Regions from separate parts of the Homo sapiens genome. Here region 1 is linked to region 2. Evidence: chromatin contacts called from ENCODE Hi-C or POLR2A ChIA-PET data. All regions are on one chromosome and are shown on one strand. The core of a region is the stretch at or near the end of the contact, and the rest is flanking DNA. Distances in the headings are between cores, read along the strand shown. Region 1 has its middle 19 kb from the start of AGAP5. Region 2 holds the start of DNAJC9-AS1 (DNAJC9 and MRPS16 antisense RNA 1).

The links. Hi-C counts contacts between places; a loop is a spot of excess contacts on that map. ChIA-PET counts read pairs that join two places held with the same protein, here RNA polymerase II (POLR2A). Pooled maps may share reads with other maps.
Region 1: a loop to region 2 is called in a pooled map, with 2.7 times the contacts of the local background. The contact joins the enhancer-like site here to the promoter of DNAJC9-AS1 in region 2. A Hi-C loop is called at or near these places in 1 of 37 single-sample maps with no recorded cell type and 3 of 50 pooled maps. POLR2A ChIA-PET finds 5 or more read pairs at or near these places in 5 of 52 experiments (CD8-positive, alpha-beta memory T cell, HEK293, K562 and 2 more).

The regions. Positions count from the first base shown.
Region 1 is chr10:73,714,994-73,719,399 of GRCh38, forward strand. It overlaps the pseudogene BMS1P4-AGAP5 and the pseudogene BMS1P4. Among named protein-coding and RNA genes, the nearest start is that of AGAP5, 19 kb to the left of the region's middle. Within about 2 kb of position 2,763, at least 4 of the 41 ENCODE cell types and tissues checked have a DNase peak (open chromatin) inside an H3K27ac peak, as active enhancers do.
Region 2 is chr10:73,244,407-73,249,168 of GRCh38, forward strand. DNAJC9-AS1 (DNAJC9 and MRPS16 antisense RNA 1) reads left to right here and starts at 2,961. Exons shown (of 4, transcript NR_038373.1): 1 at 2,961-2,977; 2 at 3,887-4,044. DNAJC9 (DnaJ heat shock protein family (Hsp40) member C9) reads right to left here and starts at 2,849. Exons shown (of 5, transcript NM_015190.5): 1 at 2,604-2,849; 2 at 2,282-2,422; 3 at 1,516-1,770. The coding sequence starts at 2,783. FAM149B1 (family with sequence similarity 149 member B1) reads left to right here. Exons shown (of 14, transcript NM_173348.2): 14 at 1-98. It overlaps MRPS16 (mitochondrial ribosomal protein S16), which reads right to left. Exons shown (of 3, transcript NM_016065.4): 3 at 4,443-4,762. RefSeq lists enhancers at 2,291-3,490, 2,756-3,095 and a silencer at 2,406-2,555.

The DNA of each region.
Region 1 (4,406 bases), core at 1,513-4,012, 470 kb after region 2:
TTGCAGTGTTCTTTTTTTTTTTTTTTTTTTTTTTTTAGTATTTATTGATCATTCTTGGGTGTTTCTCGGAGAGGGGGATTTGGCAGGGTCATAGGACAATAGTGGAGGGAAGGTCAGCAGATAAACATGTGAACAAGGGTCTCTGGTTTTCCTAGGCAGAGGACCCTGCGGCCTTCCGCAGTTTTTGTGTCCCTGGGTATTTGAGATTAGGGAGTGGTGATGACTCTCAAGGAGCATGCTGCCTTCAAGCATCTGTTTAACAAAGCACATCTTGCACCGCCCTTAATCCACTTAACCCTGAGTGGACACAGCACGTTTCAGAGAGCAAGGGGTTGGGGGTAAGGCCATAGATTAACAGCATCCCAAGGCAGAAGAATTTTTCTTAGTACAGAACAAAATGGAGTCTCCCATGTCTACTTCTTTCTACACAGACACAGCAACAATCTGATTTCTTTTTCCTTTCCCCACACTTCCCCTCCTTCCACTCGACAAAACCGCCATCGTCATCATGGCCCGTTCTCAATGAGCTGCTGGGTACACCTCCCAGACGGGGTGGCGGCCGGGCAGAGGGGCCCCCCCCACATCCCAGACGGGGCAGCCGGGCAGAGGCGCCCCCCACCTCCCTCCTGGAAGGGGCGGCTGGCCAGGTGGGGGCTGCCCCCCGCCTCCCTCCCGGACGGGGCATTATACTGCTTACATTCTTATGTGGGAAAATATATCTTGTTTGGGCTTTCTGGATGAAATATGAACAGGCAAAACTAAAAATAATTTTACAACCCAAATCACCAGATGTTAATGGCTGGTAATTCAACCAGAAATCTGAAAGACAACATCTATTTCACTGTGATATCAGTGACAAGGAAGATTTTATTTGTGGTATTTAAGTGTAGTCCTCTGGAACAAATGACTTGGTTCACAGGCAGCACGCCCACTGCTGAACTGCCATGGCCTGACAGCCTGTCTTATTTGCCAAACTGTTCATTAGGTTTGGCAATCTTCACCTGTGCCTCCAGCTTATATTTCAGCAAATAATACATATCAGTCTGCTTTTGTCATCTTCTGCAGTGAGCTTCCAACACTCCTTTAGCATATGGTGCCCCTGCATCTGCAATCCTTCAAACATACCTTGTATACATGTCATTATTTTTCAACTGTCAATTCAGCTTCCAGCTTGGAGGCTAGCCTAGCTTAAATAAAGCAAAAATACAAGACAGAGAATACGCAAAGTAAGTCCTGCATTGTAAATATTAAGTGGGCTGACCAATCATTTAATTAACATTAAAAAAGAATACATTCACCATACAAATTTAATATTTAAATATTGATTTCAGAGCATATTTTGGAGTGAGGCACAGGTGACAATAGAGCAGAGGATTCCTCTCCCAATTGTCTCTGACCTATCCAACCTTTGTTACAGGTCAGAGAGTTCTCCAACTTATAAATAAACAACAGAGATAATGTGGCAACAAGGACACAGAGACGTACTGAGAGTACTGCTCAGCTCTCTGCCTAGGCCTGATTCTGCTGATCCCTGACAATGAGTGCTGTGAAATTTACAGCAGATCAATACACATACACACAAACACACAAAAGAGATACTTCATGGGCAAAAAGCACCAAAGATATACAATAAAATGTCTGAAAGACCATAAAACAACTTCTGATGAAATGCTGTTTTCATTTTGCAGAAGTAAAATATTCACCACCAACCCTGTAATTAGCTTAAAAATTACACTAAGTACAGTAATTTTGGATCCCATCTCCAATTCATACCTTATCGGCATGTAATAATCACACTGCATCTACAACAAAGCTGGAATAGACTTTATATGCTGAATACAACTTGTACAGTAAGAAGGTAATTTTTTGAAATACTGAGAATACAACATTTGTATGCCACACTCTACTGCACAAGTTAAAAGAAAATACAATCATTTCTATTCTCAAGTGTATTGAAATAAAATACAGAAAAGAGTATTCTAATACCAGTTAACATTAAGAGAATATATCTCTAAACCAAAGATCTTGGATCTTCCAGAAAGACAAAATCAACCTGTATATACTTGGGTAAGAAAAAAAAAATTAAGAGATCAAGAAAGGAGAGAGGATGTTAGCATAGAATCATCTCCAAAAATGGCTTTCCGATGCATTCGACCAGTTTTCAAGTCCATTTGTTTTTCCTCCTTTAGCATCAACAGCCTATATTACCAAGGAAATGCAAAATAATCCAATTTGTACATTAACCAGCTAATCTAGAAATGGCAATACAGTCAATGAAAATACAAAGAAATATAAAAATGTCAAGGAATTGTTTAAGATGTTTAAGATGATACAGCACAGGGAAAAAATGATCTGATAAACACTGGAAGAGTTAAACTCAGGCATGGTTTCCTAACACCACACTTCAAATGAACTTATAGAAAGAATAAAGGAATAATCCTCTAAAAAAAATCTAATTTTAGAAAAAAATTGCTCAAAAGGAAAGTTAGCATTTTGTACATCTTTTGGAAAGCTGATTAATTTCTAAGCTAAATGATGCTTAAGATAATCCTTAAGAGAAATGGCTGAGTCCAGGCCCAAGGCAGAAAGAGGGCAACATAAGCCTGGATACTTTTGTTCTGTGAGAAAGTAAGAAATGCTCAAAGATTAATAGAGACAGTTGAAAGGACACAGGACACAGGCTGAAGGCTCCCACGGTCGAATCTGGGACAGCATAGGCATCAGAAAGAACAATGACAGTGATGGAAAATAACCCATGGAATAAAATGCAAGTGCATTAGTCAGCAGAGATACCGAAATAAAAAGGAGAAGTGAAAGCTCTTTGTTAAAAATGCCAGCTAACAAACGTCGGAGGAATGACAGAGGAAGAACATCCATTTTAAGTCACCAGTGCCATAACTGATAAAGAAGATCATCAAGAGGCTAAAATCACTGCATAAAAGAAAACTATATGAAGCTATTTAACATAGCACGATATATAAAAGTATGAAAACATAAATTAGAAAAAATGAAAAATCGTACCATAGGAGATGAATAAGTTAGAATACAGCAATAATAGGCCAGCCGTAGTGGCTTACACCTGTAATCCCAGGACTTTGGGAGGCCAACGCAGGAGGATTGCTTGAGCCCAGGAGTTCGAGGCCAGCCTGGGCAACATAGTGAGAACTCGTCCCTAGAATAACAACAAAAAAATATTAGATGGGGGTGGTGGTGCACTCCTGTAGTCCCAGCTACTTGCGGGGCTGAAGAGGGAGGATCCACTTGAGCCTGGGAGTTCAAGGCTGCAGTGAGCCAAGATCACGCCACTGCACTCCAGCCTGGGAGACAAAGTGAGATCTTATCTCAAAACAAAACAAAAAAACCACAGTAACAAAAAAAAACACCAGGAACAACAAAATGACAACTACATAAAGACTGTATAGAAAACAAAACGCTCAGAATATAGAAATAAATTATGTATTTTACCTGTAACTATATTAGAAGAGAGTATTCTTGTAGACAAGGATGACCAGAAGGATATGCAAAAATGAAAATAGCTAATAACACTCATTATGTCAGGAACTTTAGTACGTAGTTTGTGCACATTGTAACAAATTACATACTAGATTATCTCAAAATTTTCAGATAAATTTTACTGGGAGTCATAAACTAATACAACAAAACCAATGTTTTGCAAACATCCACTAAGCATAAAGGTATACAAATTCCCAAGAAAGGCTGAAAAATAATTCACATAAGCCACACATCAGTGGAAACCTACCCATAGGAGATAATACAACATAATCTAAATAAAACTTTCAGAGACAAGGCATGTGGCTTCTGGACAGCCACAAACTCCCTGTTTCTGCTCTAGTGTTTTGGCCACCAAAAGAAAGCCAAGTGGCCTCAGGTCTCTTAAAAAACAAAAAAGCAACCTATGGAAGATGGCGTGGTATTTGAGGAATATTTGGGGTCTCTTGAAAAATGCATCCTGTATTTTATTTCAAGAAAAGACTCCCTCATAATGTCAGGTAAGTGAAGAGCCCTCAGAGACACATGCACACACAAAGAAAAACAAAACAACATAGAATGAATCCCACCAAAATGTGTTATGATGGCAGAATTATGGGTGATATGATCTTCTGTAATATATATTTTTATTAAAAATAGAAAAAAAGCAGACTTACCCTTGATTATCTATAGCCTCTGACCCAAGTGGCTTGGAATCAGAAAACAACATCACTCGACTTGAAGCCATCTTGGCATCAATGGTGGAGTGGGTGGAGATGAGACTCTGGACCAGCTCATGGGTGGGCCCCACCTCGTCCTGTCAAGACCACCAAGAAAGGGCACGTGAGGAAAGCACAAAGATCCTGGAGAGACACTGGTTTCACTCAGTTCTCAAAATTATCTTAGACACATTTCCT
Region 2 (4,762 bases), core at 1,711-4,210:
AGATGGCTTCAGTCTGAGAGTTCAGGCTGCAATAAGCTGTGATCATGCCTCTGCACTCCAGCCTGGGTGATGGAGATGCCATCTCTTAGAAAAAAGAGAAAAAAAAAAAAAAAAGGCAAATGATGCAATTGCCAGGATACAGGTATTTCCAATTTCTCTCCTGGAAACCCAATTTACTCCATGGGACTGGTGGTGCCTTGTGAACAACCCCAGTTTAAAATGACTTCTCCCCAGTAGTCAGAAGAACCAACATCAATAAACTCAGTTTTAACATCTATTTACCTAATTTCAAAGCAGCCTTCCTTTGCCAAGTGTTCCTAGAGCATTGTTTACAAAATATCACAAGAACACCTTAGGGCAACAACTATAAGAGGCCCCAACACCCCTTGTGAATTTTCTAAGTAGCAATTAATGCTATTAATACTGAGGATGATGATACATTAGGACCCCCTATCCCAATAAGACACCGTTTCCTTGTATTCAAATTCTCTCTTTAAATTCAGCATCCCCCTAAGGTTTGTTGAACAGTCTATCAAAACTATGCCATTTTCTCCTCAAATTCTAGGGAAGTTTCTCAAGCTAACAGTCTACTGTGAATGCAGCTGTGCTCAGTTTCATCTCAGGAAATGATGAACGACTTAAGATAATTGTCAGCTTGAGTCTTAGCAGATGTAGCCTATGAACCAAAATGGTCTTGATATACACTCCACCGTTCCCCTCAAGCTCACCAGAAAGGGTGCAGCCTCTTATCTAGGCAAAACAGGCCCTTCAAATTTTCACCGGAAACAAAAAGGTCAGCTTTCTCTCTGCCAGCGTCTCTTATGTAAAAGCTGCAGAAAAGTTCCTGAGGGCACTCAGGAAGGCAGCAGTGGTCCTAAAAGTTGTGTGCTCCTTAAGAGAATCTAACGCCCGATGATCTAAGGTTTCATCCTGAACCACCCCCCCAACTCTCCTCACCCCCACTGTCACTGGAAAAACTGTCTTCCACAAAACAGGTACCTGGTATCAAAAAGGCTGGGGACCGCTAAGCTAAAGTTTTTCTTTAAAAAAAAAAAAAAGAAAAGAAAAATTCTGTATCCAACTCAAGAATCAAATTCGGGGCAAAGGCCCAAACATCTGCACTTTTAACAAGACGGTGTCTGCCATTCTCTTCTTACCCCCTCAACCGAGTAAGGATCACTGCCCATCCTGTGTACCCGGGTTCCACTAACTTTATCTCCTGAGGAATGCCTCAGGAATGCTACAAGAATTGGCCTACATGAAAAAATATTTCAGTGCTACTTTACTATGGTAATATTTAAACAATCTATGCAATAAAAATCATCTTGAGCACAACATGCTAGAAAAAGTTTCTCTTGATGAACTGGTATGCCCATTTTATTAGATCGAAACTATAGACCAAGTTAACCCTAGTCCTTATTTCTGGAGTTTTATGTTTACTTCTACTGCTGTAAATACTCTCAAATCCTTTTTGGAAGCAGTCAAAATATAAATCCACAGTATTCAAAATCTTACCCTCCTTTTCCTTGCATTCATCTTTTGTTTCGATTCTTTGACAAAGGCATTATAGGATGGGACCTCTCCGGCGTCAATAGCTTGCTGAATGATATTCCTTATCCTGGGTTCCTCTGTGTACTGCACGCAAAGCACAGACTCCATGATCTGATCCATGTCACCCTTGAAGTCCAGATAGGCCTGCTTAATATCAGCCAGCTCTTCTTCCGAACCTTTGTATGTCTTTTCAAAAGCTTGAATGTCCTCTAAAGATATCTGATGATAAAGGAGATTTGCTTTAACTTTGGGAATTTTACTTTAAATAAAACGTACGTTAGTAAAACTAGAGTTGGGTGTTGAATTGCTGCAATACAACAGTTGCTTGAGTTGAAATTATTGAACCAGATTTTCTATGCCTAAGCTTCTCCGGAGTCCTCCTTTTTAAATCCAATCTTCATTAACTGCTAACTAGGGACCAGGGAAGGGAAATTTAAGTGAAATTTCCAAGAGTGAGAGGTGATCCGGAATCAGGACTTACATTTGGATATGTAAAATAAAGCGCATCCGGCAAAAAAAATAAATCGGCCCTTTTCAGTGCAACAATCACATTAACAGGAAATTTAAAGCCCGTTTCAGTAAGCGTGCGTGTATCTGTATTTCAAGGCCAAACTCAAAATTCCTAATTCCTACAAAATTAACACAAAATACAAGATCTTAGAGGCAGTCAATAAAGGTTTGTTGATTGAATGATGGTAACAGTCACAAAGAAACCTCCAGAGTCCTTTACCTTTTTAAAGAGTAGCCGCCAATACGCCTCCCAGTCTCGGTCTTGGGTGAGCACAGGAGAGTCCTCGTCCACTGTTCCCTGCTCATCGTACACTGCTCTCTGTTCTCTGTCACTGAGAACGGAATAGACTTTTCCCAGGATCTGAGGGCAAAGAGTATCCGTAAATCACCCCTGCTCCTCCCACCGAAACGGCGGCGCGAGAAATAAAGATCAGAAGGCGCCAAGCGGAGCTCAGCGCGCTCCCCCGGGGCGGGGCCCGGTAGCCAAAAGGCTAGGGGGAGGCCCGCGCAGCCGGTCGGCTTCGGGGCGGGACCCTGCATACCTGGAAGCGGCGGGTGGCGTCCTCCTTGTCGCCCTCACCCACCCGGTCCGGGTGTACCTGCAGGGACACCTTGTGGTAGCCTCGTCGGACCTCGCCGTCGGAGGCCTCGCGTCGCACGCCCAGCACCCGGTAAAGGTCGGCGGTGCCGAACACTTCCTCGCAAAGGTCCAGCAGCCCCATGCCGGGCGGAGATACGACCCCGGAGGAAGCAGCCGCTCCCAGCTGCGCCGGGTACAACCCAGGACTGCTTCTTTTTCGCGCCCAAAAAGCCCAGGGCGCCTGCGTCACAAGCACTGAAGGGGCGTGGCCACGCCGCGCATCCGCGCTTTACGGCGGCCGCAAAATGAGGTGTGGCGAGTCAGGCGCGGGCCCGGGTAAGTAACGCCGGCATGTGGAGTCACAGTCCCCGGCCGCGCGCAGGAGCTAGGTCTTCAGGGAAGTGATGTTGCTCGGGTCTCTCCTCCCCTTGCTCTGGAAATCTGGCGTCCGTCTTACCTTTTAGTGTCCAAGAACAACTTTTTCAAAAAGTTCATATATTAGCTTGAATTTACAAACTGCTGGCCTATTTTTTTAAGTAGAAAACGGCCAAACATCAGCATTCAGCAGTTACACATGGTTCAACTTAACAGATGTGTTTTTTCAAAAATGTTCTTGAAAGGAATAGGTAAAGCTGTAGACCCAAATAATTTTGCACCCCACTGGTTGGAAATGCTGGGGTACTTTCCCTCTAGCCCTGTAGGAAAAAACCCTATACTGAAACCCAAAAAGCACAAAACACGGGTCTTCCAAAAACTCTTACCTAATAGGACTTTCACCTTACACATTGGTGGAGAGAGATAACATGACCCAAGCCTCCGTCTTAATAACATAAACTGCTGAAGCAAAGGCTCTTTCTTTTAATACTCTGTGAAGTTCACAGCTGGGTTTGAACATGTTGGATCCCAGGTGGCAGCAGAGTGGGCTGGAGCAATCATCCAAGAGATGGTGAGAAACTTGGGCCTGGAGACCCAAAGCAAGGTTGAGGCTGGGGATAAAACTTTGTTAGTAGGGTAAACTCACAGAGGAAGTATGTGTATACATATCTTAAAGGATAAACAATGCTAAGTGAATACCCGAGTTGGCAGAAAATACCTTATCAAATATCCCCTCACTGATGTAGCATTTTTCAGAATCATTCTGCTCTGCCAATAAGTTTCTGCAAAGCCTCAAACTCTCCAGGATACATTAATATCTTTTAAACTTCCCAGAGTTGCCGTGATTTTCAAAGCATTTCTCTTTCCCAGATCCAAGATCAAACTCAGCTGAAGTCAGTTCCTCTCAACCTGCCCTGGCATCAAAGTCTCAAAGCAAGTGGGGGCCAACCAGCAACAACCCCAGGGGAGCTTTGACAACCACAGAATTTGAGATGGCTGGTAATCGTTCTCAGAACATAAAACACAAAGTAAGTCGGCACATTGATAGAACCTCCTCTATAAATTTCCTATATCTTAGTCACACACCAGAGTTAAGCCATCTGTCTTTGCTCATTTTTCCCTCTATGGACAACATAATATGTTGGGAAGGGCTTTCCAGGAGGGCATAACCGGGAGATGAATCTTACATCACTGGGCAAGTTTCCACCTCTAGGCCTCAGCTTCCCTATCTGTAAAACGGAGATAATCCTACCTGCCTTCATAATACCTTACAATTGTCACAAATAACCTTGTACACAAAAGGCCTAGGATATATGTAGATGCTTTGCAATATTATCTTTCTTCCAGTTTCTTGTATTTTTTAAGGTATTCAAATACATCTATTTTAACATTTTTCTATATATACATTTGCTACGGAAAATTGAAATCGCACACTGAAATATCCTTTTATTGCAACTCAAATTTTCAAAAACCAGAAAATCAAATTATTATGCTCTAGCCAAATTATGTAATGTTTTCTTTTTCTTTTCTCTGTCACCCAGGCTGGACTGTAGTGGAACAATCACAGTTCACTGCAGCATCGGCCTCCTGGGCTCAAGTGATCTTACTGCCTCAGCTTCCCGAGTAGCTGGAACTATGGGTGAGCAACACCACAGCCAGCTAATTTTTTAAGTTTTTGTAGAGACGGGGTCTTGCTGTGTTGCACAGGCTGGTCTCAAACTCTGGCTTCAAGTGATCCTTCCACCT